6 separate regions of the Homo sapiens genome follow, and all the other regions are linked to region 4. A link is a loop called in an ENCODE intact Hi-C map of the cell type or tissue named here. Cell type or tissue: mammary epithelial cell. All regions are shown on one strand. Region 1 overlaps USH2A (usherin). Region 2 has its middle 240 kb from the start of ESRRG. Region 3 has its middle 300 kb from the start of GPATCH2. Region 4 overlaps SPATA17 (spermatogenesis associated 17). Region 5 overlaps GPATCH2 (G-patch domain containing 2). Region 6 overlaps LOC124904512 (a long non-coding RNA gene).

Region 1 (5,000 bases), 1.3 Mb after region 4:
TACTTGTAAAGTTCACAGCCAATGAGCACAGGGCTCATTAAAAACTGAAAACTAATCCTAGAATCATAGAACAGGGGTCCCCAACCCCTGGGCCACTGGTCAGTAGTGGTCTGTGGTCTATTAGAAACCGGACTGCATAGTAGGACGTGAGCAGCTGGTGAGCTATCATTACTTCCTGAGCTCTGCCTCCTGTCAGATCAGCAGTGACATGAAGTTGTCATAGGAGCATAAACCCCATTGTGAACTGTACATGTGAGGGATTTAGGTTGTGCACTCCTTCTGAGAATTCCTGATGCTTTGAGGTGGAATACCTTCATCTTGAAACCATTCCCCATGTGCTGCCCTCACACCCAGTTCGTGGAAAAGTTGTCTTCCACAAAACCGATCCCTGGTGCCAAAAATATTGGGGACCACTGCCATAGAACGCTTTCCCTCCCCTCTCATCTTACCACCACACCATGAAAGGCCTGTTTGCCAGAGTTCCCTTTACTCAGTACATCATGTCTGGATTTCAACAAAAAGTTACAAAGCACACTAAAACACCAAAAACAAACAAACAAAGAAACAAACAAACAACCTCACAGTTTGAAGAGAGAGAGCAAAAATGAGAATGAGACTCAGACATGGAAAGGATATGGAAATTATCAGACCAGAAACTTAAAGCGGCTCTGATGAATACACTAAAGGCTCTAATGGAAAAAGTAGACAACATGCAAAAATAGATGGCAATATAAGCTGAAAGATAAAAATTCTGACAAAGAAGCAAAAAGAAAAGCTAGAGATCAGAAACACTTTCATAGAAATAAAGAATGCCTTTAATTGGATCATTAATATTTGGGGACAGCTGATAAAAGAATCTGAGTTTGAAGATGTGTCAATAGAGACTACCAAAATAGAAAGGTAAAAAGAAAAATGACTGAACAAATAGAGCAGAATATCTAAGAACTGTGAGACAGCTACCAAAAATGTAAATACATATAATGGGGAAGAAGAAGAAGAAGAGAAAGGAACAGAAGAAATATTTGGAACAATAATGACTAAGAATTTTTCATATTCCAAATGCAGAAAAATCAAAGTTAGGGAAAAATATCTTAAAAGGAGCCTGGCTGAAGGGGGAACATCTAGCCTATGAAAAAGCAAAGATAAGAATTACATTCTACTTCTCCTCAGAAAGCATGCAAGCAAGAAAAGTGGTTAAATAGTTAGGTGTTGACAGAAAAAAAAAAATCCACCTAGAATTCTGTATCTTGCAAAATTATCCTTTAAAAGTAAAGGAAAAATACTTTCTCAAACAAAAACCAGTAGACTTTTCTTGCCTTGCAAGAATGTTAAAGGAAGAACTTCAGAGAGAGAGAAAAAATGATACAGGTCAGAAAACTCAGATTTATGTAAAGAAAGGGAGAACATTAGAGAAAGAATAAATAAAATAACTTTTATTTTTCTTATCCTTAATTGATCTAGTAGATACCAGTTTGTTCAAAATTATAATAAGAACAATGTATTTCATTATTATAGCATGTGTGTAAGTGAAATGAATGATAGCAACAATACAAGACACCAGAGGGAGGAACTAGGAATACTTTATTATTATTAGGTACTCATGCCACCTTTTAAGTGGTATCGTGTTATTTAAAAGTCAACTTGGAACTCTCGCATGACATTATTTTGTCTTGATAGTTCAAGCTCCACCTGCGGTTCTCCCGTCCTCCATGCCAGGTGTCAGGGGCTGCTCTGGATGTTAACTCTTCCGCCCCATGACTTCCAGTTCCAAAATGGCGGCACAGAAACAAGCTGCCATGCCACAACCCCACCGCGCCCCTCTCCCGCCAAAAAGAAAAATTAACAAATATACATTGCTGAGATTATCACCAGAAATTGTCACGATAGTCCAGAACTCAAATATGAAGATATAACTGTTCCCAGGGCCATAAGGAAATGAGAAACACCAAGTGGATGGTAAGAAACCTGACTTTCACATTTGTAGCACTCGTTACCCCATTTTGCCTGACACCAAATATGCAGAAGATTTTCCTCCAACTCACTTTTTTCTACACTGGAAAAATTAAGATTGAGGTAAACAACCAGCTTCCCCAGCCATTCTGGGTTACCGGAAAGAGACCTGTCCTATCCATGCCTCAACCCACTGGAAGCGTCATGAGTGCCTAAAGGGAGACATATTCCTGAAGATAGGCAGAGACAAAGGGGGATGTAGGTCTGTCATCCCCAGCCTGGGAAAGTCTGCTCTGTAACTTGACCAATGCAGACACAATGTCAGAGTAGCTGCTTAGCAGCACTATGATGCAGGAGGATTATTTCACTGTTCTCCTCGGCACAAACCCTTAGGCAGCCTTCCCATACTGTCAGGATATTCCCTTTGGGACCTCTCTTGTTAAGAAGGGCACAATTGGATTGTTTACTGAAGCCAAGGCGAACCTGGGCTTAAAGCGCCCCCTATAGCTCCCTAGAGGAAGCAATTTAGCAGCAAAGACATAGATGTATGTCCACAAGAAAAACAGCAGTAGGAAACTATGATGTCTCCAAACAGACAAAGCAGGGAACCAGGGACTGGCCCTAACAAGACAGTAATATGTAAGCTCCCTGACCACGAATTTTAAAATGCAGTTTTAAGAAAACTCAGTGATCTCCAGTAGAACACAGAAAAATAATTCAGAAATTCATTAGAGAAATTTAACAGAGATTGAAATTTTAAAAAATCTATCAGAAACCTTGGAACTGAGAAATAAATTTACCGAACTGAAAAATTCACTAGTAGCTCTCACCATCAGAATGGATTGAGCAGAGGAAAGAATCAGTGAGCTTGAAGACAGAATATTTGAAAATATATGGTCGAGGAGAAAAAAAGAACACAAAGAAATGAAGATTTCCTACAATATATAGAAAATTATTAATACCTCAAAAGGCCAAATGTAAGAATTAATGGTATTCAAGAGGGAGTTGAAGAGGAAGGATTAGAAATCTTATTCAACAAAATAATAACAAAAAATTCCAAAATTTAAAAGTATACTTGGATTAGTTATAAATGTATATTATAAGCTTTATAGGGCAACCCCCAAAAAAGTTTTAAAAAGGTATAGTTGATATATTTAATACTTACAAAGGAAAGAAAATGGAACCATGTAAAAATGCTCAACTAAAACCACAAAAGGTAAAAAGTATATAGAAAACAAGAATAGAAACAAAGAACAAGGGCAATGAATAAAAAGTAGTAGATATTAATCCAACTATGCCAGTAACTACTTTGAGTGTCAATGGTCTAAATATACCAATTAAAAGAGAGAGATTGTTAGAATGAATTGAAGAATAAAACCAGCTCATTTTATAATGCCAACATTACCCTGTACCAACATCAGACAAAGAAATTACAAGAAAAGAAAACCACAGACCAATAACTCTCATAAAAATAGATGCAAAAATTCTCAACAAAATATTCAAAATAAAACTATTAAGCAATGTGTAAAAATAATTATATATCAGAACCAAGAGGGATTTATCTCAGGTTTGCAAGACTGGTTCAGCATTCAAAAATCAGCTAAAGTAATTCCTCACATCAACAGGCTAAAGGGGAAAAATTACAAGATTATATCAATAAATGTAGAAAAAGTATTTGACAAAATCAAGCATCCATTCATGATCAAAACTCTCCACAAATAAGGAGTAGAGGAGAACATACTCAACTTAATAGAAAATATGTATAAAAACCTAGAGTGAACATCATACTTAAGGATAAGAAACCAGAATCTTTCCTACTAAGATCAGGAATAAGACAAGAATGTTTCCTCTCAGCACTCCTTTTCAACAACGTATTAGGAAGGAATAAAAACAACAACCTCATTTCAAAATAAGGCAGTAAAGGAGAACGAAAGAAAAAGGATATATAGAAAATAGAAATTCCAAATAAATAAACAATCACAACAAATCTAAATGTGCTGAACATATTAGAATTATGAGACTGTCTGGCTGAAAGAGAAAACAACATCCACCTATTGTCTGAGCAGAGGCTGAATTAGGGCAAGAGAATGTCTTAATCACAAACTTTACAAAAGCACCAAAAACACCCTATTAAGCAAGATCTATAATATTTTTATGTTATATTTCAAAAAGTCAAATGATTTAGAAATGTATAATTAAAAATCAAAATTTTAAGTAAAGACACATTAGTGTTGCTTGTTTTATGGTCCTGTGTTATTTTGTAATGGGAGCTGTTGTTTCTAATCAGTCCATAATTCCTACCTACCAGTTTTATAAGGTTGGCATGTACCTGTCTCATAGAAGGTTTTACAATCGTCTAGAAACAGACTAGGCATGATGGGACATTATACACAGCTATTTTTTTAAAACTGTAGAGTGTTTATTAACTTTTTCCATTTGGCTCCAAAGATTGGTAAATATTTTCTAGTTGTATACAGAGGTTCGTATTTTTCCTTTGCCCTCATGCTGCAATGCAGCTCAGCATGGTACTTGTGCTGAGGGTGTGAGAGACATACTCAAAAAACAAGCACACTTCAAGTTTGAAAATTTAAGAAAGCTAGCATGAGCTACATAAATATTAGGCAAAACAGACATTACTGTTTCATTAAAGAAAAAGAGGCTTATTGTATAATTATAAAGTATAAAATTCTAAGTTTACATGCATCTCATAATATAGTTTCAAAAGTATAAAGCAGAATTTTATAGAACCAGAAAGAGAAATTGGCAAGTTCTACCATCAGCATAGAAGAATTTAATACATCTCTTATTAAAAATGTCTTTTTATAAAAAGAAAGAAAAGCTACATACTAGCAGTTGTCATTAGCAAGACAACACATATATAACTGACAAAGGTAACATTTAAATTAAGCAAACTATTTGAAAAACAGACAAAAGAAGTGAACAAGTAATTCACAGAAGAAGCCAGAAGTGGCAACTGAAATGGTCAATATACATGTAAAGACATGTGCAACTTTACTGGTTATCAGTAAACTAAAAAAAAAGAATGTGAT
Region 2 (5,000 bases), 700 kb after region 4:
TGCTGTTCTGTCTGCTTAGAAATCTCCAGGTAGTATCTTTGCCTGATTAATTCCTACTCTTTTCTCAGATATCTACTTTGTCTCCTCATCTTTAGGGAATCCTTAGCTGGCTTCTGTCTGTCAGTCAAATCTCTGTTTTGTGTACTTTCAGATCACTTCTTTTCCTAATGTGGCTTTGAGTAATGGCTGACTCTCCCACTAGACCGAGACACTTTGAGGCAGAGACTGTGTCTGCTTTAGCTTCTCCTCTGCCTTCCTTGTACTTTCCATAGAGCCCTGCACAAAGTTGGCCTCTGGTGTCCCTTATGGAAGGCATCAGAGAGCACAACGTGATTTTCCTCTTCTCGGGTTTCCCTAAGGACACCACTGCGTGGCTTAATATTTGGCAAAATGTCATCAAATTATTTTGTATAGATTGGTGGCTCATTTTTAAAAGCTTCATTTTAGGATAATAGAGGAGGATAGACAAGTCTTCATTCAACTTGTACGAGAGGAAGCCATCAAATGCTCTAGAATTACGTGGCTTGACTCTGTTAGATTCCTCAGGACCTCAGGAAACATGGTTTAAGCCTGTCTTTAGAAGACAGAACTATCTAATGAATTGTATTAACTTTGAGCCCAATTATTTTTATCCCGGGTGGCACCAAAAAGTGTCACATACTCTATGATTTTACCTCTAAGCAAGATTGTTTTCATTCTGTCAAGCAGTGGTGGTTTATAACCTCAGAAACCAACTCTGTCGCTTCCCTAGTAATCAGTGTCACAGCCAGGATGCTTGTCCCACTGCGTGATATACATTCCTTTCACTATAATTTCATAGACTCATTTCCTTTTGTTCTTTCCTCAGGGATAATCTGTTTTAATAATTATTCTTTAGGTAGATGAATCACATTTATATAGCGCCTTATAGTGTACAAAGTGCTTTAAGCACATCATCTCATTAAATCTCCAAACAACTCAGTGAGTTGAATATTATTTTCCTGTCCTTTCACAAAACAACCAAGAGAAATTATAGAACTTGTTCAGGGTCATATGGCTTGTAAGTGACACGTATGGGTCTCTAACCCAGGTATGTGGATTTCCACATTTTCACAATATCAGGAGCCATTCTCTGCACACAGGAACTGATATTCTACCTGGTTCTTTTTTAGACTTCCCGTCTTGTCATATTAATTGTATATACGTTCTCAGTTGCTATTTTCTACACCTATGTTCATGTTCACTGTTTTTTCTGAGCTCTAAGTTTTCTCTGCATAATATATTGGTTATGTAGTCCTGAAATACAGTGTCTTTTTAGAAAGCTTTAAAGTGATTAGATTTCAATGGTTCCTATACAGTGCACTTCTGTTCATACATTCTGGTAGCGTGCTGGCTTTGTTTTTTAGCAACAAGATTTGTTAGCCTAGCAGTGAATTTTATAATTTAACAATAAGAAAGAAAAGAAAAAAGAGAAAAGAAAAGAAAAAAGAAAAAAAAGATTCCTACTTGTGGAAACACACCATCTAATGGATGAGACAACAGATGCAGGACTTTACAGATTAAATTTGTAGCCTGAAATGTTCATTTACACCTCTGTCTCTGCCATGCTTTCAAGTGGGAACACGTTTTTAAACATTCACAGACAAGGGAATTTTAGGCACTTAGCTACACTAAGCCCTGTCTTCTTGGAATGAAGACAGAGAAGAAAGCAGAAAAACTCAAAGACTTGACCAGAGATTCCTAGTTGGGAGGAAATAACCAGGTCACCAATATTCAGTAGTACTTAGGCAATGCCAGGGTCTCACACTGAGGTTACCAGCTTGCCAGCCATCTGTAGTAAGGGAGCTACTCTCAGATTCTCCCAAACCACTTTCTTTCTCTCGCTAGTTCTTTTGATTCTTTTGTGTTTATTCCATAGTTTCGAATAAGAACAAAGCTTAAAAACTGGACTTTCTATTTGCAGTTAAAAAAATAGCAGAAAGCACTGACAATTTTTCTTTCTTTATGGCTGTAACAATTATGTCATGTGTGACTATAGGGTTAGAAGTATCAGATAATTTCTTAGGTAAAATAATTGCAATAATGATCCTGTAACAAGAATCATAGTGGGAAATTCCTTTAAAGTGAATAATCTGTGGTAAAGATTATGTCACAATTTATTTTGTGTGCGTATATGTGTGTGTTTTTCTCTTTTAGCCAAATGGTTTTCAATAGCAATTACTGAAGTGTCAATGACCTTCTCGTTCAATTGAATTAAAAAACTTAAATGAAGTTTTACTAGTATCAATCTTTGCTGTCATGCAGGTAATTGAGAACATGATATATGTTACAACAATGCCACCTATAGTTAGTAGCCTTTGTTTAAAGCAAGGTAAAATTTTACATATGCTGCCGTAGAAAACAGCCTAAAATAAAAGGTTGTTAATCAACAGTGTATCAAGTACCAGGTACCCTTCCAAGCTCTAGGAAGAAATAGACAAAAAAAAAAAAAAAATAAGAGTAAATTTCTCAAGTTGTGACTATGTCAGGGAATGTAGGAATATACTTAAAAAAGAAATCCTTAAGAAGAGGTAGTTTATGTTCTAAATATCTTCTAATAGTTTGTGGTTTCTTTTATTTTCTTTATGGTATCCTTTGATAAAAATAATTTCATATCCAGATAGACTTTATCATTTTTTTATGGTTGGTAATTTTTGCACTGGCAAAATAATTTTCTTTTTGCTGACTGAGAGGTCATAAAGATATTCTGTTATATTGTCTTCTTAAAGTTGTAGAGGTTTGCTTTTCACATTTAGTCCAGCTGGAATTTGTTTTGTGTGGTATAAGGTAGGGTTTCTTTAACGTTTAATCAGTTATCTCAGCACAATTTACAGAATAGTTCATCTTGTTCCCATGGATCTGCAATTTACTTTGTTAGATTCCAAGTTACCATCTGGCAACGTCTTTTTTGTAAACTCTCTATTTGGTCCCATTGATCACTTTGTCTCTTCCTCCTTGTATAAATATCATATTGTCTTACAGTAGCTTTGTAATATGTTTTGATGTCTGATGAAAGAAGCTTGCAAAAGGATGAGCAAACAAATTTGGTATGTTCCTACAAGGAATACAGTAGAGCATTAAAATCAATGAACCACCACAGCTATGTGCATTTACATGAAGGAACTGGGCCAGGCCTGGTGATTTATGCCTGTAATTCCAGCACTTTGGGAGGACTAGGTGGGAGGACTGCTTGAAGCCAGGAGTTCAAGACCTGCCTGGGTAACACAGTGAGACCCTGTCTCTACAAAATTATATTTTTAAAAATTAGCCAGGCATGGTGGCATGCACCTATAGTCCCAGCTACTCAGGAGATTAAGGCAGGAGGATAACTTGGGCTCAAGAGTTCAAGGCTGCAGCTAGCCATGATTATACCACTGCACTCCAGCCTGGACAACAAGTGAGACTCTGTCTCCACAAACAAACAAACAAACAAACACATGGAGGAGTCATAAAAGCGTAGTATTGAATGAGAAAACAAAAAACAACCAGAGAGGACTATAGATAGTATGATACCATCTTGAAAAATCCCATAGAAATAATCTAAACAATACCTCATTTAGGGACACATTCATGTAATCAAATTTCTAATTAAAACAAAGGAATGATATGCACACAATTTGAGGTGGTGTTTACTTCTGGTGAGGAATGCAGCTGAATGGAATTGAGGAAGGGTCCACAGGTAGCTTTGATAGTTTGGCAATGCTCATTATTTAAGCTGGTTGGTAGATCCATGAGAGTTTATTCTGTTATTATGTTTCATAACCTACATATATGATATACATGTAGTCGCTAATGATTACAAAAAGAAAATTCAAACACCATAAAATATGTACATAATGATAATGTTATAAAAGCATTGGAAGGGACTAGATTTTTTTTTACATTACAGACTTTATTCTTCAATGTTCTATTTGTAATTCAAATTAAATGTACATACACACACATATAATATTTAGGCAAAGTGATACAATATAATACAGTTTAAATACTGACTCTGGAACCGACCAGCTGTATGAATTTAACAAGTTACTTAAACACCCTAAGCCTCAATGTTCTTATCTGTAAAGTGGGAATAGTTCCTCCTGGAATTCTTGTGAGGTTTAACAGTTTCTCAGTAAGTGCTCAGTATAGGTTAGTTTATCTGTCTGTTTTATTATTACTTAAAAAATTCTCTATACATGTATATGTACAGATGTATGTATACATGCAGATGCATATATAAAATATATAATTTTTCACTTTGTTCTATGAAGTCTATTTGATTCACGTGCTCACTCAGTCTCAGTTTTTAAAAACTCTTTTAAAAATATTTATTTATTTATTTATTTTAGAGACAGGGTCTTGCTTTGTCACCCAGGCTGGAGTGCAGTGCCACAATCAGAGCTTACTCCTGCCTTGAACTCCTGGGCTTCAGGGATCCTGCTGCCTCGGCCCTCCAAGCAGCTGAGACTACAGGTGTGTACCACTGCATCCAGCTAATTTTTTTTTTTTAAGATAGGGTCCTGCCATGCTGCCCAGGATGGTCTCAAATTCGTGGGCTCAAGTGATCTTCCTGACTTGGCTTCCCAAAGTGCTGGGATTTCAGGCACGAGTGAACATTCCTGGCCTCATTTCTTAAAAATCAAATTGATTTGGTACAGTGTTTGGGAGCACAGTTTTAGGTGTTTTTTTTTCTTTTAAATAGATATATCTGCCGCTTTTAAAATATAGTTAAAGACTAAAATGTTATGACTTTAAGTTGGTAAAGAGTTCAAATATATATTCCTCTCAACACTTCTGGAGCATTAAAAACTTGTTCTAGGATCTGGGAATCAGTAGTGAGCAAAAGTTGTGGAATGAATGGTCAAAATTCCTTGTCCTCATAGAGCTTATATTTTGGTAGAATGAGATAAACTATAAATAATAGGAAGGAGAGAAGGAGGGAAGGAAGGAAAGAAGGAAGATAAAAGTGCAAAAGGGAGGGAAAGAGAGAGGGACGAAGG
Region 3 (5,000 bases), 330 kb after region 4:
GAGTCCAAACGAAGAAGATGAAATGTTGCCACAAACTGAGGTGGAGGAGAAACGGAGGAGAGGAAGGGAGGCCTTGTTAGTTTATTAGGAGTTTGATAAGTTTTACAGAATTCTAAAATATTAGAAATCAGTAGGACTGAAGGTCTCTCTTTCTGTAGATGAGAAGACAAGCAGAGAGAGGTTAAGTCTATTTCCCAAGATAAAATAGCCAATTAGTGGCAATATGACTCTTGCCTTGCCTTTTCCCATTCAATCCAGTGATGTTCTACTAGATATTTCTGAGCTCAGGTGTCAAATTCATCTTTTTTCACATTCCCTCTGCTCTACATTAGGCCCTCATTGTCTGCCATCCAGACAATGAAATATCTACCTTCTTGACTTTTTTCTTCCAGTGTTTTTTTCTCTCCATTGTATCATCCCCCAAAATAATCTTCCCCATTAAAAGCACCCTGTACCAAAGTCTTTGATGGAACCCATGCCTTACTGAATCAAGGCCAATCAGGCACAGCATTCAAAAGCTTCCTAGATCTGCCTCCAGCCTGTCTTTCCAGACTCTACATTTTCTTGTGCATCCTGTACTTCCATGGCCCCACCCATGCCTTTTACAGGCCAACTCTAAGTGTTTGCTCATGCTTTCCTCTCTGCTCTCATTCAACTAACACATACCAGGGACTATCTTAAGCATAGGGGATACAAAGTTGACCAAGATATGCAAGATCCTTGTTTTCTTGGGAATTATCTTCCAATATAGAGGTTCCCAAATTGTAAGATGCAAATTAATTATGTATATGCCCAAAATACTTATTCCTTCAGCCTTCAGAGCAACAAAGTTTGTTCAGCTTTGGTGGGAACCTGTGGCCAACTGCCTTTGGTCAGTGTCCTATATAAATATTATCATTCTCTTTATGTGCTATGACCCAGAGAAGATTAGGAAACACAGTTCCAGTAAGTTACTTGAATACCTTTAACTTCCTTCACTGTCTATCGAAATCATACCCATTTTTCAAGATTCAGATCAAGTGCAAACTTCTCTATGAAGCCATCCTCAACGTCCCTCATTGGAAATTTCTCTTCTGTATATTTATGTTTACATCCTTCGTATATTTATTCTATCAATACGTATTTATTGGCCACTCACTGGGAATGCTAGACATAAATTTAGGTTTTGGGATTACAGCAATGAAGAATTTATGGCACTTTCATTATACCATAAGCATATTGAGGACAGGAACCATTGCTTAGTCATCTTGGTATCCTTATCTTCTTGAAAAGATTTCTTGATTATTTCATTATTTTCTAGATCTATTCCAAAATATCTGCTTAATATAATACTAATAATGGATTTCTGTGCACTCTCATTTAATCATCACAATAATCTTATGAAGTAATTATACTTAATCAATATGCAAACCGAGAAAATTGAAGCACAAAATTGTTAGTTAACTTCTCCAAGGTCATCTAGGTGGAAGGTGACACGGGTATTCGATAAATCCCTCATGAGTTGAAGTACTTCATGTACTTAATCACATCTTCAGGGGAAGGTAGTACTTACAATATAATTACTAAGAAATTTCTGGCATATTTTAGTGATTTTTGAATCCAAATAACAACCTAAAAATCTGCATAATCACTTTATCCCCAAACTAAACCTAGATATTAACCCTGGGGAACTGAACAATAAACCATCTGCCAAACCAACACAAGAAACATAGGATGGTTTAGCAACACCCAAGCAGTAAGGGTTTCATTTGAAAATAAGTTTTGTGCCAGAAGAGTGATGAAACTGGCTATCTAACTCTAGAGGGTTATGCAGCCTTTATAACAAGAAGTAAATAAATAACATCAGTAGTTTAATGATGCACCTACCTAAGGGAGGAGAAGGGATCGGGGGATCTCATGTGCTCTTTCATTCTTTAGGGCTCTCTGGTCATTGCTGCTTTCCCACCTTTACTTCGTTGTATAATTCTTTTGCAGATAAAATGCAATGCCAGTGGGCCCACCCATCTCTGCCTTCTCATTGAAAGGTAGAATCTCTTCAGAAAAATGCTGTGTCAAGAGCAATATGCCACAAAAACTAAAGACCACAAGAAGACATACGAAAGGACTAAATCTGCCAAGGGAGGATTTGGGTAAGGGAGAATGTAATTACCTGAGTTGGAACTTGGCCAGCAAACAAAGATTAATGCAGAAACAGGAAGGCTTCTATCCTGTGAGAAGTTCCAAGCAAGCCTTTGGGACCAGAGGTGGTCAGGGCCTGAGTGTTACATTTCATTTGATTTCTTCCATCCCTGGGAACACAGTGGCCCCTTGCTGAAACATTAGTTCCAAACTGACTTGAAGAACAGCCTTGCTTACTAAAGCATCAGCATTATCAATTACACTGGACAGTCTAGGAAGCAAAAGGGATTTAAGTGTTGGCAGGATTATGAAACGCAATCCAGTGTATGAGGGGAGAGGAAGGGAGGAAGTGCTATTTCAGAGGCATGGACAGCTTGTACTTAGCAGCTCCCCAGTGGCTCTCAAATTGTGTCCCTCCTTTTCCCTCTGTCTCCACCACCCCTTCAAGCTTTTTGCTTGGTATTTGTTATTTTGGGCCCAAATTGTTGCAATGGAGACACGAAACTCTAGGGGGAGCTCCAGCCTCCCTGGTGGGGTCTATGCCCTAGGTTGGGAGCAGAAACTCGAGATGAGGCCTCCAAATTCACAGTTGATGAGCAGTGTGGCTAGAACCAAAAACCTGAACGCCGTCCTCTGTCAGGAGCGCCTCCTTTTGATTGCTCTACTCTCTTGTAGAATTCTATCTATGTCATGCTGTGGCAAAGCAGCCTGGGACTTCTTACAGAAAAGCAAAACAGTTTAATGATGAAAAGCAAGGGCAGGTTACCAGGGGCTTGGGGGAGATGAATGGTGGTGATGGTTGCACGATGCCAATTAATTGTACTTAATGCCACTAACTGTACAATTAAAAATGGCTAAAAGGCATATTTTACCACAACTTTTAAAAATGCTGAAGTATATATTTTACCACCATTTTAAAAAGTCTTTCATTACGAGTTTGAATAGATTCAAAGGTCTAAATTCTTTGGTATATTGTAATAGTGGGATCTTTAAATGAAGCTATGACATCGCTCTTAAAAAACAAAATAATCAAACGTCATTGGAGGCATTTAGACCTGAGTGATCCTCTCAGGTAAATTTCCCTCCAAATTTACTCTCTTCACAGGAAATGTGCTCAGAGAAAGTCAAGATTGGAATCTACCCTGTTATCTTGCAGAAGAGAAAACTTAGACCAATGCAGCAACCCAACTAAATCTCAATCTGCTGTTCCCATGGTCCTGGAATCTTTATCTGCACCTTTGATGCTGTTATTCATTTCCACGCTTTTGTTATGCTGTTATTCCAACAAGACTCAACTCAGGTGTGGGATAAGTTCAGATCCCTCTTCTCTGTGCCCAGCTGCATTTGTTCTCTTTCTCACTAAATTAGACAGTGAACTTCTAGAGTGTAAGAACTATCTTTAAATCCTCAATACATAACCTGGCACATAGTAGGTGCTCCAGAAATATTCGTCAAACTCAACTTTACATGCTATGAATCCCTTAAACATATCCCCTTTCCCAGTTTCCACAAAGACACCAGAATATCCAAGTTTAGAATATGGCCCACCCTATGCAAAGATAACTAAAATTCCTGTGCAAATAGATCGTTAAGTATGTAGATGAGAGAACAGGGGCCGGGAACAGAACCAAACACCCAAACCCTAAATACAACTCTTTAAACCCGAAGAAAGTTTCACAAAATGATAATCTTCCACCACAGCACCAAAGTAACTTGGCTGTTTCATTCACTCCTGCATCCACCTGATGTCACTCTCACTGCCCAGTAGAACAATGTGTCAAAGGCTTTTGGTCACAGAGCTCCTACATTAAGAGCCTTTGGAAAAGCATAGCTATACCTGGTTTGGGAGGAGTTGAAGGTTCCCTGAAGACAAAGAGCTATCTACAATGCATCATCCTTCTTGGTTCTCTCTTCCTTACTCTAAGAACAAGATACCCTCAGCCTGTTTCATTTCCAAGTTCTTTGTCCTGAAAACACTCAGAGAGACATCTAGTACTTGTGGAGCTTGGCACTGAGCCAGGCCTGAAAGAGTGAATGTTACTGTCTGCCTGGGAATATGGACTTAAGATGAAATTCAGGAGATTTCCTTCTTGTTCTCATCCCATAGAAACTTATTGTTTTTCTGCTGTGAATTCTCCGTTTTATGAATTGACCAATTACATTTTCCCCCAAGATAGAATTTTGCTATATGCTAATTTGTAGGTCCTGAAAATGCAAAAATAAAACAAGAAACATAGGCTTGCCCACTGTAACAGTTAAAAAGAATTGGAATATCTGGGTTCTATTCCTGGCTCTTCTACTCACTTGCTAGTTGACCTTAAATGGATCATATAAACAGGCTGTCTTTTAAATGTGGATTTTTAACTAGAGCGCATATGTGAATAGTTTTAGGGTCATGATGAAAAGAATTTGGCAAGCTTTCTAGAGAACTTTTAAGGAAAATTCACAGCATAAAGCCTGGCTGGCATGATTCTCTTTTCCAAACCCAATTAGTGACATAACTTTGGGAATTCTCAGCCATAAATATACAGGAGCTGAACTCTCAGATGCACTTTCCTCTCTTCCCTCTTTCACCCAGTAGTAGTCTCATCAAAATGCCACAGGACAGAGGACAAAATATTTCGCTTCTTTAAGCCTGGGTTTAAACATTGTTCACAGTGAAACCCAGCTCTCCCTGTGAGCTCTTCATTGCCAAAGTCCATTGGCCAGGATGAAATACTTTGAGGACGGTCATCTGCTGCTCTGTGGAGCCCTGATCCTCTCACTGCTGTCTGCTTGCAGCCTGAGTAGCAAACACTTTGTGTCAGTTCACAGACATCTCTTGGTGCCCCGGTCCAGATCAGATCTGACGCTGCTGCAGGATTGTGCTTATTTTTCCTCAC
Region 4 (5,000 bases):
TTGAAGTTTAGACCCTAAGGAAAAAATATATATATGTTTCAGTTTTCTGGTATTACACTAAAAGGTGAAGAATGCTGCCTTATTATCTTATAACTGATTTGGAAGTCCTATAAAGAAAAATATCAAAAATATTGGGCATTTTCTCATCTAAAAATAAACATGTGTTCATCTAATGAAGAGAAATAAAAACATCTGTGAAAGCAACAATGTCAATCTCTTATCACTTTTAAAACTAGTGACTGGTATTTTATACATTTTTGCCAACCATGAAAAGATCAAATTGTTGGCTTTTATCGTAACAACATACAATGGAATTTGATGGTACATGTCATCATTTTTCCCATTTAAAGTTAATAAAACTTTCATTGTTCCTCTTTTAAATAATCATATATGAAAACATTGAAAGAAGTGTTATAATGGTAAGCCATGTATGAATACTGGGAACCTTGATTTCATCAGTATATAATGTTATTTTTATAATTTGAATAATTTCTCTTTTTAATCATAATCAATCTTTGTAAATTAAATAGTTCTACCATAGGCTATTAATACATTTCAACAAAAAATTTAATTAAATTGAGTTTTAATGTGGTTGCCATACATATGTTATTCACTAGATGATCTCAATTTAAAAACGTAACATTGACCTGTCTAGGACTACAGTTATATATAATTATTTTATAACACCTCATATCAAACTAATTATATACTACAATAGCCTTTATACTTCTCTGCTCTCAGACTATGGTGATTCAAAAGTAGCACATCTGATATTAAACATAATGTAAATTGGGTAATGACAAAATATAAAAAAGGAAGGCAAATTTAAAAATATAACAAAATGTATACAAGCCATCCAATTTAGTTTTTACAGATAAATGCAGTCAGGGAACTCTCAAATTGTTAGTGCTCTTAAAAGAAGCAAATGAAAGGATATTTCTACATTTTTGTGGTACTATTGCTTAAAAGAATGACTTATTTTTATTTCCCCATTTATGAAACGAATGGAGTAAGGAAGGGGTAAGGAAAAGCTAACTAGAACACTACACAGCTAAAACAAGATGGGTCCCCAAATAGTAGGACTATTTGATTGTATAATGAAATGAACAGGCCACAGTAAAATTAAACCAAGAGTTCAGCATGCATAAAATGCATGTGCACTGAGCACATGCACCAGGTGACAATAAGTTTGTTACCAATAAAAAGGAGAATCAGAGCACATCCTCAATAATAGGAAAGAATTTTCACAGTTGTGACCCAACAGTTCTGTACCCCTAAGATAGGCAAATTTGGGTTATGTTGCTAGATATAGCAGTATGAAAGTCAGCAGAAAGGCCTAAAATGGAAGTTGAAAAGAAAAACAAAAACAACAGTCATACAGGAAGCAAAAAAGAGGCAAACAAATCACAAAACAAGACTGGAATAGCTCTATTATTGTGGGTTAATGAAGTCACTGCAATGCAGAGCACATGACTCTTTAGGACTTGATAAGCTATTTGATGTCACCATGAGAATTATTTAAAAGCTGGATATAAATATTTGGGTATAGGAGAATTTTGAGGAAAGTTGACTTTCCTCACTAAAGAGATCCCAGAACTTCTATCTTTTCACAGTCCTCTTTCTGCTTGAACTTCACATTTGACAACTCCAAGTTTCCTATAAGTTTTCTCCTCTAATTCCTGTGATATAACATCACTGTTTTCCTGTTTATTCTTATTTTTAATTCCCTTTCCTCTTCCTAAATTCTACCTAATGCATTCCACAAGCCTCAATTCTTAGACACCATTCTGTACTGTTCACATACTTTTTTCATTAGGTAGAAAATCCTGTCATCTTATAACTATGGATCTAGAACTTTTATCTCCAGTGCTGATCTTTAATCTAAGCTCCCATTCAATAGCTTGGTTTAACAAATATTTGTTGAGTTCTAATTTTGATGTGCCAGAGATTTTGCTGAGTTTGCACCATCGCCTTACAAGATACCACCACATGGAGGTGTCCTAACATCATCACAAACTCCAAAAGCTCCAAACATCTTTTTGTAAGCATAACCGAGTAACCCATTCAGAATGTTTCTTATAAACATCCTTGCTTTTGTTATCATTATAACTATCAATCAGCTTTGCTGAGATAAAAATACAACCATTGCAGTAGGTTGCAAAACAACAAAAGTTTATTTCTTACTCACACTACATGTGAGCTAAGGTTCCCTGTAGCTATGTCCCACATATCTCTTCGTCTCAGCCCTAAGGTTGAAGGAGCAAGCTGGATCTAAGGTATGCCATTCTTTTGCCAGAGGAAAAGACCGAGAACACCTCTTTAAAGCTTCAGTTTGGGTGTGGCATATATCCCATCTGCTCACAACACATAGACAAGCCCCACATCGGTGGGATGAGTATGAATCATCCTTTTTATGAAGAAGGGGAGATGGGATGACTAATTTTGAACAAGAATACAATCCACCCTGGCACATACTGATGTTAATCATCATCTACATTGGTCATAGCAAACATCTTCCAACTTGTATCCCTGTGAATCATTTATCCAGTTGGTAAAAATTTCAGTAGGCCTTTTATGTGTCAGTCACAGGGATATTTTTGAGATATAATTAGACTCATCACTGCTACTCAGGAGCTTCCAATCAAATGAGAGAGATGTAAATAAACAAATGTATCAGTGAGAGAAATGCCTACATGACAAGCATTTAAGAAGACAAAATTAATGTTTTCAGTATTCCCAAATTTTACTTTCTACTAAGATTAGGAAAAGTTGATCTTCAAGTAAAGTCTTGAGGGATACGTAGGAAATAAGACCAATGAGAGGCATGTTAGAGTGAAGAAAAGCATTCCAGGCAGAGGGAACAGCATTTGCCAAAAATCTTTGGGTGATAAGGACACTGCATATTTGGGCAATGGCAAGTGGTTGAATACGACTAAAGCATATTTACATAGGTATAGCAAGAAGTGACATTAGATAAGAAGCAATGGTAAGACCATGGAAGACCTCACATGTCATGTTAAAAAGCAAGGACTTTACATTGTATGCTATGGGAAGGAGGACTACAGGCATGGCAGTAAAATGATGCAGTTTAGTTTGGAATCAAGAGGCTTTTAAGAGGGAAAGTAAAAATGATTTGATGACCAATAGAAGGTGAGATAGGGAACAAGAGGTGGTAGAGAGTCTAGGATGACTGTTTCTCAGGGTTCGATTTCTGGTTGAATTGCAGTACTATTTACCTGAAAAAAAGAAATATAGGACGAGCCAATTTGGGCCACCCGAGGGACATCCAGAGAAGATGTTTAGTATTTAGTATGTGGATCTATATAGATATATATGGATCAGGAGCTGAGAACCCTAGGCACATCATTTAGTCTCCCTGAGTACCAATTTCTTCATCTATAAAACAGATACCACCTGCACATTCTTCTTAACAGAACCATTGCTCATGACATAATGAGACAATGATTGTAAAAACTATTTTTAAGTAAAAAATTCCTTTAAAAATATATTAATATAAAATTATTTTATAAAAGTCACACTGAACTCCTTACCAACCTTCTGTTATTCCCCACTGTCTGCATAATCTAGAGCAACTATCTAATTTTTTCTGTATATGTTATGCTCATTCCTAATTTCAAAATTTCATTCATGTTTTCTTCCCAAGGGTTAGCTGAAGTGTCATTTCCTTGACCTTCAGAGCCTATGTTAACTTCTCACCTGAATACTTATTACTTCTATTTGTGTGTGTGTGTGTGTGTGTGTGTGTGTGTGTGTGTTTTGATGGGCAAAGTCTCCTTTAAATTGAATTTCTTTTTAAATTAATTTATTTAATAGATAATACATGCACATTGTTTAAAATTCAAACACTACAAATGAGTTGACATTGAAGTCTCTCTCCCATGCCTGTCCCTCAACTACTCAGTTCTCTTCCCCCCAGGCAGTAATATCATCAGGTTTTTCATGTGTGATCTTTCCAGAGATCCTTCCAGAGTCAAGAAAATTAAATCAGTGGTTTTCAAATCATGCCCTCGTGGCTCAGGCGACAATAGAAAACACAGGGAAAGAAATGAAGCAGTTGCATTTGTCTAGCTTCCAAAATAGTTGCACTGCCTATATTTTATGTGGGTCTATTTTGCATACTATAAGGGAATACTGAGACAGACTAATTCATTTATTTATTATTATTTATTATTATTATGATTTTTTGAGATAGAGTCTCGCTCTGTCGCCCAGGCTGGAGTGCAGTGGTGAGATCTTGGCTCACTGCAAGCTCCACCTCCCGGGTTCACGCCATTCTCCTGCCTCAGCCTCCCGAGTAGCTAGGACTACAGGCACCTGCCACCACGCCCTGCTAATTTTTTGTGTTCTTAGTAGAGACGGGCTATCACCATGTTAACCAGGATGGTCTTGATCTCCTGACCTCGTGATCTGCCCGCCTTGACCTCCCAAAGTCCTGGGATTACAGGTGTGAGCCTCCACACCCGGCCCCAGACTGACTAATTTATAAAGAAAAGAGGTCAATTTGGCTCATCTGTATGTGGTATCAGCATCTGCTCCGCTTCTAGTGAGGCCTCAGGAAGCTTTTACTCATGGTGGAAGGTAAAGGGAGAGCAGGCATGTCACATGGCAAGAGAGGGAGCCGTTCAAGCTGCCAGACTCCTTTAAACAATCAGCTCTCATATGAATTAACACGAGAACTCACTCATTACTGTGGGGAGGGGACCAAGTCTTTCATGAGGGATCCTCCCCCATGACCCAAACACCTCCAACCAGGCCCCACCTCCAACACTGGGTTATATTTCAACATGAGATTTAGAGGGGACTGATATGGTTTGGCTGTGTCCCCACCCAAATCTCATGTTGAATTGTAATAATCCCCATGTGTCAAGGGTGGGGCCAGACAGAGATAATTGAATCATGGGGGCAGTTTTCCTCATACTGTCCTCATAGATAGGGAACAAGTCTCACAAGATCTGATGGTTTTATAGGGGGCTTTTCCT
Region 5 (5,000 bases), 230 kb after region 4:
GCTGACATTCCTTTTACTATTATTTTATTTTTTACTGTGAAATACATAGTTCAAAGAATACACTTAAAAATGTATATGTACAGTTTGGGTGTGGTGGCTCACGCCTGTAATCCCAGAACTTTGGGAGGCTAAGGCAGGTGGATCACCTGAGGTGAGGAGTTCAAGACCAGCCTGGCCAACATGGTGAAATCCTTTCTCTACTAAAAAGTACAAAAATTAGTTGGGTGAAGGCACACACCTGTAATCCCAGGTACTCGGGAGGCTGAGGCATAAGAATCACTTGAACCTGGGAGGTGGAGGTTGCAGTAAGCCAAGATTTCACCACTGCACTCTGGCCTGGGCAACAGAGTGAGACTCTGCCAAAATAAATAAATAAATAAATAAATAAATAAATATATATATATATATATATATATGAACAGCTTAAAGAACAATAATAAATTGGCCATTTGGGTAACCACAACTCAGGATAAGAAAGAGAACACTACTATACTCTGGAGTTTCATCGTTAATATTTTTGTTATTCTTATTGATGTTTGAGATCCAAGGATCCTTCTCTGCTGGTACCACCATTCTGAACATAGTCTCAGAGAAAGAGTAGGACAGAGAGTTCCAACTTTTTTTTGTAGTTGGGGAGAAGGTGCCGTAATAATCCTGAGTCAGGGAAGAAGAAAACTGATGATGGGAAAGGGATAGGGGCAGGGTGAGGTGTAGATTGGTGCTAAAGAGACTCATGAAACTTTGAGAGAAGTAAGTGGTTATGTCAACAGCTGACCATTTCAACCTCTGTCTAGGAAGACATGGTCCACATTTCAGAGCAGAAATATGCTAGAGCCAGGACTCAGCTGCTATACCACAGGCATTCTACTGATATTTGGAAAGTGTAGTATAGGAGGCCTATGGAGGGAATGGTGTCAAACTCTGTGTCCCTGTAAATTTGAGCCCTGGTGTAAGAGATTGGACTGGGCCGAATATGTTCTCACTAAGACAAAGGTTCTTTTAAGATAGACTTTCATCTCTCTTTTTTTTTCTCAAAGACTGCAATATTAGTTTGTCTGTTATTCACTTTCTTCTAAAAGGGGAGTAACCATAAGAAATGCTCTGATAATTAAGACTTCTGATTGCTTGTATTGGTTAGCTCCAGATTTACTATATTCCCTTTTCATACACCATAATCTAATACCTGCTGCTAGAGAAGGAACAGAAATGAACCAGTCAAGGAAAGAGCCAACCTATACCACACCTGGGACAGATCAACCAAGGCCAAGGACAAGCCCAAGCTTGCAATTGAAGGAAAGAGCTCAAGTTCTTGTATTTTTTGACTGTTATGGTGTTTGTTAATTTCTCCATCCTTGGATTTCAGATATCTAGTACTTCTGAGTTTTTCCCTAGAACAAAATATACAGTATCTATGCTCAACTTTTTCTATAAGAGCCTACAAAAAAAATTCAAAGTCTATTTTTGAAAATGTCATCAAAGAGAAAATGCTTAAAATAGATGCATTTCTCAATTACCTGCTAAGAAAATATGGTAAACAACATCTATATCTAAATTTCATGTTAAGCACTAACCAATCTCCTTTTTCAAATAAGGAATCAAGGGAGGGAAGGAGGGAAGGAGGGAGGGAAGGGAAGGAAGAAATATATCTATCTCTGGAGGCCTATGAAGGGAATTGTGGTCTATGTACCTGCAAATGTATATAATATATTTTTTAAGTTTTATAATATATATCTCTTTAATATTATTTTCCTCTATTTTCTTTCTACTAACTTATATAATCATTTAAACATGGCCATGGAAGGAAAAGGAGGAAAGGAACTAAAGGAGGCATATGTTACAGACTGAATAATAAATAACAAGGAGAGAGATTATAAGAATGTAAATTCCTAGGAATTCAAGATGCCACCAGTTGTGCTTTTTGTTTGGTTTGGTTTTAGTTTTGGTTCTGTTGAATGTCAAGGTCATGGGCAAATGTGAGATATTACAATATAGGTTGGTGATTTTCTGAATAATCCATAAGGCTAACATGGTAATGAAAATAAATCCATTAGTAGAGTACTTTATGGTTTACTGAGAAGTTTCTTTACATACATGATCTCATCTGTCCTACAAAGTTCTGTGAGATAGGCAATGTAGGTTGTATTATGGCTGTTTCACAGATGAGGAAACAAAAGCCCAGAGAGGCTGAATAGCTCACCCTGCTGTGAAGTGCTAGAATTGAAATTCTAAACAAGATCTTTCTTCCATTGTTCTCTCAACTACAAAAAGTATCCAAAGATGAATACGCAACCCCCTCTAGTACCTGGTTGAAAAACAAAACAAAACAAAACTTAGGAGAACATCGTTTTCATAGCCTAATATCTTCACCTGTGTTCATACTGATTAATGTGTGCTGTTGTTTTATCATTTCAGGATTTGTAGGTGAAAATGCCCAGCCAATCCTAGAAAATAATATTGGAAACCGAATGCTTCAGAATATGGGCTGGACGCCTGGGTCAGGCCTTGGACGAGATGGCAAGGGGATCTCTGAGCCAATTCAAGCCATGCAGAGGCCAAAGGGATTAGGACTTGGATTTCCTCTACCAAAAAGTACTTCCGCAACTACTACCCCCAATGCAGGAAAATCCGCCTAAGAAAAGCAAAGAAGAAATGTTTTACAGACTTTATTCACTATGTCCCATTGTTCTAAAATGATAACATGACTTCTGTTTTTGAAGCAAAAATCTACATTGCCTCAAACACATCACTCTAGCTTCCTTACTGCATACAGTCCTGCCATAGTGAGAGAAATGGGATTTCATCACAATTCATGGTGCTAAAATGAAAACCTCTGCACTTTAATTTTTTTCAGTAATTTCCAGCTATTTCTAGGTATAAAGAGCAGCTCGTTTCTCTTATTTATTTTAGTCTCATGTGTCAATACTTTCCGATGCTTTGCTTAATTCATGTATGTGTGCAGTGCTGCAATGCCCAGACAAACGTGAGCACACCCACCAGTTTCTAAAATGGAATAGACAGGAAAAGATTGTGTTTTATATCATCCCTATCTATTGTAACCCAAAAGACCTACCATCGCATCAGTGAAGTCCGAACACATCTTTGTTTGAAAGGCTTGTCAATTTCATATTCCTTGAATTGGCTTCTTGGTGAGGATTTTCTGACAGAGTGATACCCATCAATTTTCTATCCTTAGACAATGTAGTGTGAAGTTCACAGTTGACAAACAACAATTAATGTTTCCCTTGGATGTTTTGACAAAAATAAACCTCATCGTTGTTATCACCAGAGTGCCCTCTACCTTACTTTAATGCAGATTTTATAAATTTTACCTCATTTAGAACATAAAATAATTATTGAAAGAAAAATGTATTTTTTAAATTCACCGTGATTGAACTGTAAATTCTATTAATCCAGATGTACTTCTACCTCTGTTTTCCCAAAGATTGATATTATTTTTAAGATCAACTCAAGTGTAGTAAACGGATTTAAAATTTTAATCATTGGAGTAATTTATTACAATATTGAATCAATTTACATGAAAAGTTAAATGGCTCTCCCAGAACTCAGATTTCTGGCAATGACCCAACCCATTTAGAAGGTGAACAAAAGAAGTAAATGGTACTGATTTGCCCTTTCTAGGACCCAAGATGTTACTTTAAAACCTAGCAAAAGAGGTCGTTTGTATTACGTGCCTAGTATTGAGCTGTTTCTGAGTCATTTGCTTCATAGTATCAGAAATTCTAAATTGCTTTTAGTTTAGAAGATCTTTATTTATTATCTTCATTATTAACAACTTATTATGATGATGATTATTATCATTCTATTTATAATGGCCTTTGCTGGTTGAGTAAAGACTGAGATAACACATGTGAATCACCTTTCTAATGGGTTTTTAAAATCTTGTCACTTTCCAAAAGAGTTTTTTTGTTTCTTTTTTTTTTTTTTTTTTTTTGACAGAGTCTGCCTCTGTCGCCCAGGCTGGAGTGCAGTGGCGCACTCTCGGCTCACTGCAGCCTCCCCCTCCTGGGTTCAAGTGATTGTTCTGCCTCAGCCTCCCAAATAGCAGGGATTACAGGCACCCACGACCATACCCGGATAATTTTTGTATTTTTAGTATAGACGGAGTTTCACCATGTTGGCCAGGCTGGTCTCGAACTCCTGACCTCAAGTGATCCGCCCACCTTGGCCTCCCAAAGAGCTGGGATTACAGGCATGAACCACAGCGCCCAGCCCCCAGAAGAGTTTTTAAAAGGTGTTAAAGGAGGTTTATGCACGTAACAGACCTTTCTCAGGTGGTCCCCTAAAAAAAATCCTGCCAACTAGGGAGGGGAAGTCCAACCTGCTATTTGAAAGCCTTCACGGTTTGCCAAATGTACATTTCTTGAGAATTATCTTCTTTCCCAGGGATATTGTACCTAGAGGACAGGTTGGTTAGGGAACTATGGACGACCAGAAGAGATGTTCTTTTGAAGCATTCTTACTGGATAAAGTAACCCCATGGTATCATTACTTTCTACAAGTTTTTTACTTACAAATTTGCCATTTTTTTAACTGATATTTTCTAAATGCTCATTCTGTCTATGTAGCCGGGGGGAGATTATATACAAGTTTTAAAACTTCTTTGTGATAGTGTATTGTGCTCTGGGGTCTATTCAAAATTTGGTGTTTGAGGTTTTGTTAATTTGATTGCCTGGAGATCTGCTAAAATCCTAGAATCTCAAAAAGCCAAGTTTGAAGCCACTGAGAGCAAACAATGAGGTCATTGTTAGCCTGGTTCCACACTCCTGAGGACTTGGCTGTTCTTTTTCACCTTATTATGTTCTAATGGAAGTAAAAACCCTCATAGTGAAGAAGAGCAGTATATACACCAGACTAGTGTATAGGAACTTCTTCATTAAATATTGCAGTCCTTATGAGTGCTCTTTATTGTTGCTGTTCTGGACAGGTACAAATCTTCTGAAGCAACTTCTGTGGGATGTTAACTTAGCTTCTCTAACACC
Region 6 (5,000 bases), 910 kb after region 4:
CTGTTCTAAAATACCCTAGTATAGGAAGAAAGAAATGTCTCAGACTCAAGCAATTAGTAATTACCATCATACTGAATCCATGCTGGGCTAAACAGTTCTTTGATTTGGCCAGTTTTAGTTCAAATGCCCAGAAGTTCTTTCTGAAGAGAATAGGACCTCTAGCAGTGTGTTCTGAACTGCTTTCCAGAGGTAAAGGGAGGTATGTTTCTCCTGTTTGCTTCAGGAAAGAAACATAAGTAAAAGTAAAGTATTCATTCCTGTCTGGCATTTTATCAACTTCACTAAAAAACTTTTATTTTTTGTTCTTTAGAGGCAGCTGAGATGAATTGTTGCAGAGTGCCTACCTCTTCAATAAGAAATTCATTCTCTCCTGTCACATGCACCCGTAATTTCCATTGATAGAACCTTTCAGAAAATGGAAATGAAATGTATCTGAAATTTCTTATACAGCTAGAAAGCAGAGAAAAGCGGAATCTGCTCTCTTGCTATTGAAGCAAAGGAAAAATTGTACATTTTTTTTACTGGATTTTTTACAAAAATACTTAACTCTTTTACATCTCAGTTTCCCAATCTGTTAAATGGGAATAATAGCCCTTCCAAGTGCTTGAATATTCTAGGTTTAAAAGGCCAAGTGAGCTTAGAATGAAAACATCTATTTTCTTTCAGTGCTGTGGCTAAGGACGCCTTGAAGTAACCAAGCCACAGAGCAAGGATGATGGCCTTTATCGTGTAGAGAGTGGACGACCAGATGGCAGAGCCCATTCTACATAATGACTCTCACTCTGGTGGTTTGTAATTTATGAAGTAGCCTTCTAATCAAAGGCGCTGTTGGCTGCCAGAGAGCTCAGCCACAGCATGGAAATAGCTTCTTCCAAAAAGAAAAAAATATATATATCAGCTGAATATTCTTCCATCTAATACGATAAACAGTCTAAAACACAAGAAAGGTTATCACCAATGATTCTGATTTTTATTTTGTAAACCTTGAGGAAAGAAGCGAAGGGACAGGTTATCTAGGGAGGCCTTTTCCCTTGACTTTATCAGGGAAGAAACAGGAACTATTCTAGCCATCTTGTGTCTTTTGGGTCTACTGGTGGCTCCCAGGCCCTGATGCCTAAGCAGGGAGGAAAAAAAGGGAAAAGAATAAAGGGAGTGGAGGGGCAGGCAGTGAAAGGGCAGATGAAAGGGACAGGAGAGAAATGATGAAAGGGGTTTGCACAGCTGGGCTGAGGCAAAATACCCCCCACCAAATGTCAGTGGTTGCTCAGAGACATCAAAAAGGCACTGGAGGAATTTCTCTAATTTCCATAACCAAAGTTAAAATAAATCAGAAGTATGATGAATATGGTAATAATTCTGCAACCTCTTCTCACAGTCCCTAAGATTTTGTCCCTTCATCTCTTTTGCTGTGACTAGCATTTCTATTGTTCATGATCCCAGTTCTTTCTCTAATATGACAACAGCCTCACTAATCTAGCTATAGCTGAAGTCATAGTTTCCAAAGAACTTCACTTGATTTAGAGACATACACTGCCCCATTTTCTCTTAAGCGTGTAAGGAGACTAAGAATAACCCATCCACTACTTGGTGTTGGGTACATTTTCAATCTGGCATGCCAAAATTCCCAACTCCAGGGTGAGAAATAAATCTGTTTCTTTGAATAGCAATGAGAAAGATGGGTAAGCATTTTAAAAGGGTAGATGATGAGAGCGGGTAGCAGTGCTAAATGGAATTTTATGTTCTTATGAACCATTCAGTATAAAATGATAGGGTGTTTTCTGATTAGGTGATTTTAACTTTTATGGTGAGAAAATGGTTAAACACAGAGCACTCTCCTAAGGTATTTCTTATGAAGCCTTTTCTTCTTTACTGAAAGCACATCAGGGAAATGGATGATGCATCTCATTTGATTCAAGTGAAACAGTTTAAATTGTTATGGCTTTGAGTTTTTTTTTAAAAAAAGGTAAATAACTCTCTTTAGTGAAGAACTGTATCACAGTATGTTCTTCTTCGGGTGGTGGCCTGGTGCCTATCAATGTATTAATTTGTGACATTTGATAAATACATGCCACTGGACAGTAGGTTGTCAGGACATATATTTATAAAGGGTCCTAGCCTATAGAGTTTTCATTTTTAAGCCAAGATCCTAGCAAGTAGCATCATCTCTGAATGAATTGTATTTAAATAGGGTTAGAAAGAAGATCAGTAAGGTAAGAAGATATGCTTTAAGAACAGCCATTCATAATCAGAAAAGCCAGGAGATATTTTTTTAAAAGACCACAAACTATTAACTGAAGAACAGCTTTTTAATGCAGAGCTTTGAAAACTGGACATAGAATATCAACTAATAGAGAAAGAAAAGAGGTAGCTTTCTTAGGAGAGAGAAAGTCTATCACAAATGGAATGTGGTACTGAGAGGTTGGCTAGCTGGAAGGCAAGCCACAAGTAGAAGAGTGATTTTGTTCTCTCCGAGGCGATGTCTGCCAGATTAGAAGCATCAGTGCCCTCTATTGTTCACAGGAGAACTGCAGAATTGCCTGAGAACACAGGCCAGGCATTTTTTGCCTTGTAAACAGACTTCTCTACAAACTGCAATGGATGATAATCAATAAAGCTGAAGGAAGGGAGGGAGGAACGAAGAAAGGAAGGAAGGAAGGTTGGTTGATTCATTTGTGGTCCTCTTTGTAATGTTTGAGCACTATTGTCCAAATGCTTAAAACATGAAATCTTTAAAATGTTTTTCCTAGACTAGCTATTTGAGTTTATTAACATAAGACATATTCCTCAGAAAAAAGGTGCAATTTACATTTAGTGATAGATGGGGATAAAGTTTATGATGCAAAAATTCTTCTGTTAACTTCATTATACTTATTTTTTGTTTGTTTTGATAAACCTCTATTTGCCAATTAGCATTTGACTAACTTAGGTAGAAAAATGCTGATATTAATATCTAGTTTTCTCCTTTGCGTAATTATACTTCCCAGTAATGATTTCGATCTGTCATCATCATGGAAAATATGGGGACTGGAAACTTTTTTAAAGCTAAAATAATATTAAAAATAGCATTGCTCAGCTATGTGTTTTACCAAATTAAAGATTACTGCAGGAATGACAACTTCATTCAAGCAAATCATTTGGAATTACATTAAACAGCTGCTGTTAAACAGCTGACGACAAAAGAGACCATTTTGATCTCCACAGCACAGGGAATCTAGCAGGGCGCTCCCTGCATGGGGTTATGAAGAACATTGTGCTCCTGTGGACCCACACACAGCGTATTCCCTATCGCGCTTGTTGCCAAACACTGGGCTCTCTAATCACTTTGTATTCAGTCAGAGATCCAGGAAGTCCAAATCCAGCCAGACAAATGCAGAACAGCTTAGCAGAAGCAGCTTTAACAGGTGCCGTCGGTATGGTCTTAGGGAACCTGAGAGACACGACAAACCATGGGGAGCATTGGTCATTGGTGTCAGTTTGCCCAGCGCACTGGATGGCACCAGTCACTGAACAGCAGTTTGCCACAGAGACCAGTTAATTGATCCTTAAGTGATGGCATAACAGTGCAAAAAAAAAAATATTTAGACACCTTAACTGTGCAAGTTCCCAGCAAACAGGCTGCTGCTGGGTCTCTTGCCTGCTCTCCCTGCTCCTTATAGTGCTAGAAAGAGAATGGACTGGAATAAAGAGCATGGAGCCATGACAAATTAAAAGGGATGGATGAGAGATTTGATTTAAGCAGGTGTTGTCTTTCTACGTCGACCGTAGGCAACTGAAGATTGCCACCCCATAAGCATAGACTCAAATGGATGGGCCCCTCCCCAGCTCTGTGCCTGTCTATAAGGGTATGTGGTGCCCCCAAGGAGACCACACTCACATACCATGTTTTGAGATTATTTCTAGATGGAGACAACCACTGCACTCAGATGTGAACTTGCTTTCTGTGCGTCGTCTGCCTCAATAACAGCACTTGATTTAAGTGAGTTTGAAAAAGTTGGCTGGCCTGACAACATCCTTCCAGATTCTGTCACTTTATAAACACAGGGATGACTTATATTCCCCACAAAAAAATCAGAATTTGTGTATTGGCAAAATGTTCATGAACTTACTTGTGTAACTTGAGCAAACACAAGAGAAATAAGAGGTTTCTGTGTGTTCAGATACAGCAAGTTGCAGAAGAAATTTGAAAAATCTGCATTAAGGTGGACAACAGCCTGTATAAATAGTTCTATTAATATTTAGACTCTTGGCTTGGTACTGATAGTAAAAGGGAGAGAGAGAGAGGGAGAGAAAGCAAGGCCACATTTTAAATTATTTGGAATTTCTGGCAAAGTGTTTGCTTCTGCAGTTGGGAAAACATTTGACTTTCTTGTATGTTTTTCTTATTCTGCTACTACTGCATTAAAAAAATGGGGTCCCAGACAGATTAGAGTAGCTAGGCATTCTGGTGCCACAAAATGTCCATTTCCATTCCGTCTGGGTAGCATGGATTAACTAGTGTGATACTTGTAACCTGTTCTGAGCAAGTGTGGATCTAGGCTATACATTGACAAGTGAATTGAGAGTCCACTGCTTATGAGGGATTCCAGCTTTACCCTCTGCTTCCAAAGCTTCTTATTTTCTAAACTTTATTTGTAAATCAATAATTACATCCCAATATAGTCCTATCTGAATGCCCTACATTTTAAGAGTAATAACTCTATTTCAATAGTATCTTTTATTAAAGTTCATGTTACTGACATCATAGAATTAACCTTTATACAATCACCTTTCTAGTTCATTTGCAAGAAACTAAAGCAAAATGGAGTTGATAGAATAAGCAACATTATAGGCAAAATGAGGGAGGAAACCTACTGGATTTTATTAATTATATCTTAGCCTCCTGAGCACTGTTGTTTTTTGAATTATGCCACATACTGTTTTCATAGATTAATAATATTTTAAGGTTTGAATAGACTTTGTATAAATTAGTCCTTTTTTCTCACAGTAAAGTTGGTAGGCTG

What was found. Hi-C counts contacts between places; a loop is a spot of excess contacts. Peaks named below come from ENCODE experiments on the same cell type or tissue, not always from the same donor. Only the 100,000 strongest peaks of a DNase experiment are listed, where the experiment ranks them.
Region 1: a loop joins it to region 4, with 11 times the contacts of the local background. A loop is called at or near these places in 3 of 110 quality-filtered maps.
Region 2: it touches region 4 in a loop (10-fold over the local background); 5 of 110 quality-filtered maps call a loop at or near these places.
Region 3: a loop joins it to region 4, with 6 times the contacts of the local background. A loop is called at or near these places in 3 of 110 quality-filtered maps.
Region 5: a loop joins it to region 4, with 14 times the contacts of the local background. A loop is called at or near these places in 6 of 110 quality-filtered maps.
Region 6: it touches region 4 in a loop (18-fold over the local background); 6 of 110 quality-filtered maps call a loop at or near these places.

The regions. Positions count from the first base shown.
Region 1 is chr1:216,308,400-216,313,399 of GRCh38, reverse strand. The region is part of intron 9 of USH2A (usherin); the gene reads left to right. Among named protein-coding and RNA genes, the nearest start is that of USH2A, 110 kb to the left of the region's middle. In mammary epithelial cell, a CTCF peak has its summit at 2,451; no DNase peak of the experiment used is centred here.
Region 2 is chr1:216,959,035-216,964,034 of GRCh38, reverse strand. It overlaps a transcript of ESRRG not described here. Among named protein-coding and RNA genes, the nearest start is that of ESRRG, 240 kb to the right of the region's middle. In mammary epithelial cell, a CTCF peak has its summit at 2,347; no DNase peak of the experiment used is centred here.
Region 3 is chr1:217,331,762-217,336,761 of GRCh38, reverse strand. No RefSeq gene overlaps it. Among named protein-coding and RNA genes, the nearest start is that of GPATCH2, 300 kb to the left of the region's middle. In mammary epithelial cell, CTCF peaks have their summits at 2,626 and 3,861 (motif pointing right); no DNase peak of the experiment used is centred here.
Region 4 is chr1:217,657,964-217,662,963 of GRCh38, reverse strand. All of the region lies in intron 3 of SPATA17 (spermatogenesis associated 17), which reads right to left. Among named protein-coding and RNA genes, the nearest start is that of SPATA17, 29 kb to the right of the region's middle. RefSeq lists an enhancer at 1,858-3,057. In mammary epithelial cell, a CTCF peak has its summit at 1,982; a DNase peak (open chromatin) is centred at 2,413; H3K27ac peaks cover 2,639 bases.
Region 5 is chr1:217,428,778-217,433,777 of GRCh38, reverse strand. It overlaps GPATCH2 (G-patch domain containing 2), which reads left to right. Exons shown (of 10, transcript NM_018040.5): 10 at 2,413-5,000. The coding sequence ends at 2,633. Among named protein-coding and RNA genes, the nearest start is that of GPATCH2, 200 kb to the left of the region's middle. In mammary epithelial cell, a CTCF peak has its summit at 2,199; no DNase peak of the experiment used is centred here.
Region 6 is chr1:216,747,723-216,752,722 of GRCh38, reverse strand. All of the region lies in intron 1 of LOC124904512 (a long non-coding RNA gene), which reads left to right. It also overlaps a transcript of ESRRG not described here. Among named protein-coding and RNA genes, the nearest start is that of ESRRG, 27 kb to the right of the region's middle. In mammary epithelial cell, a CTCF peak has its summit at 2,516 (motif pointing left); no DNase peak of the experiment used is centred here.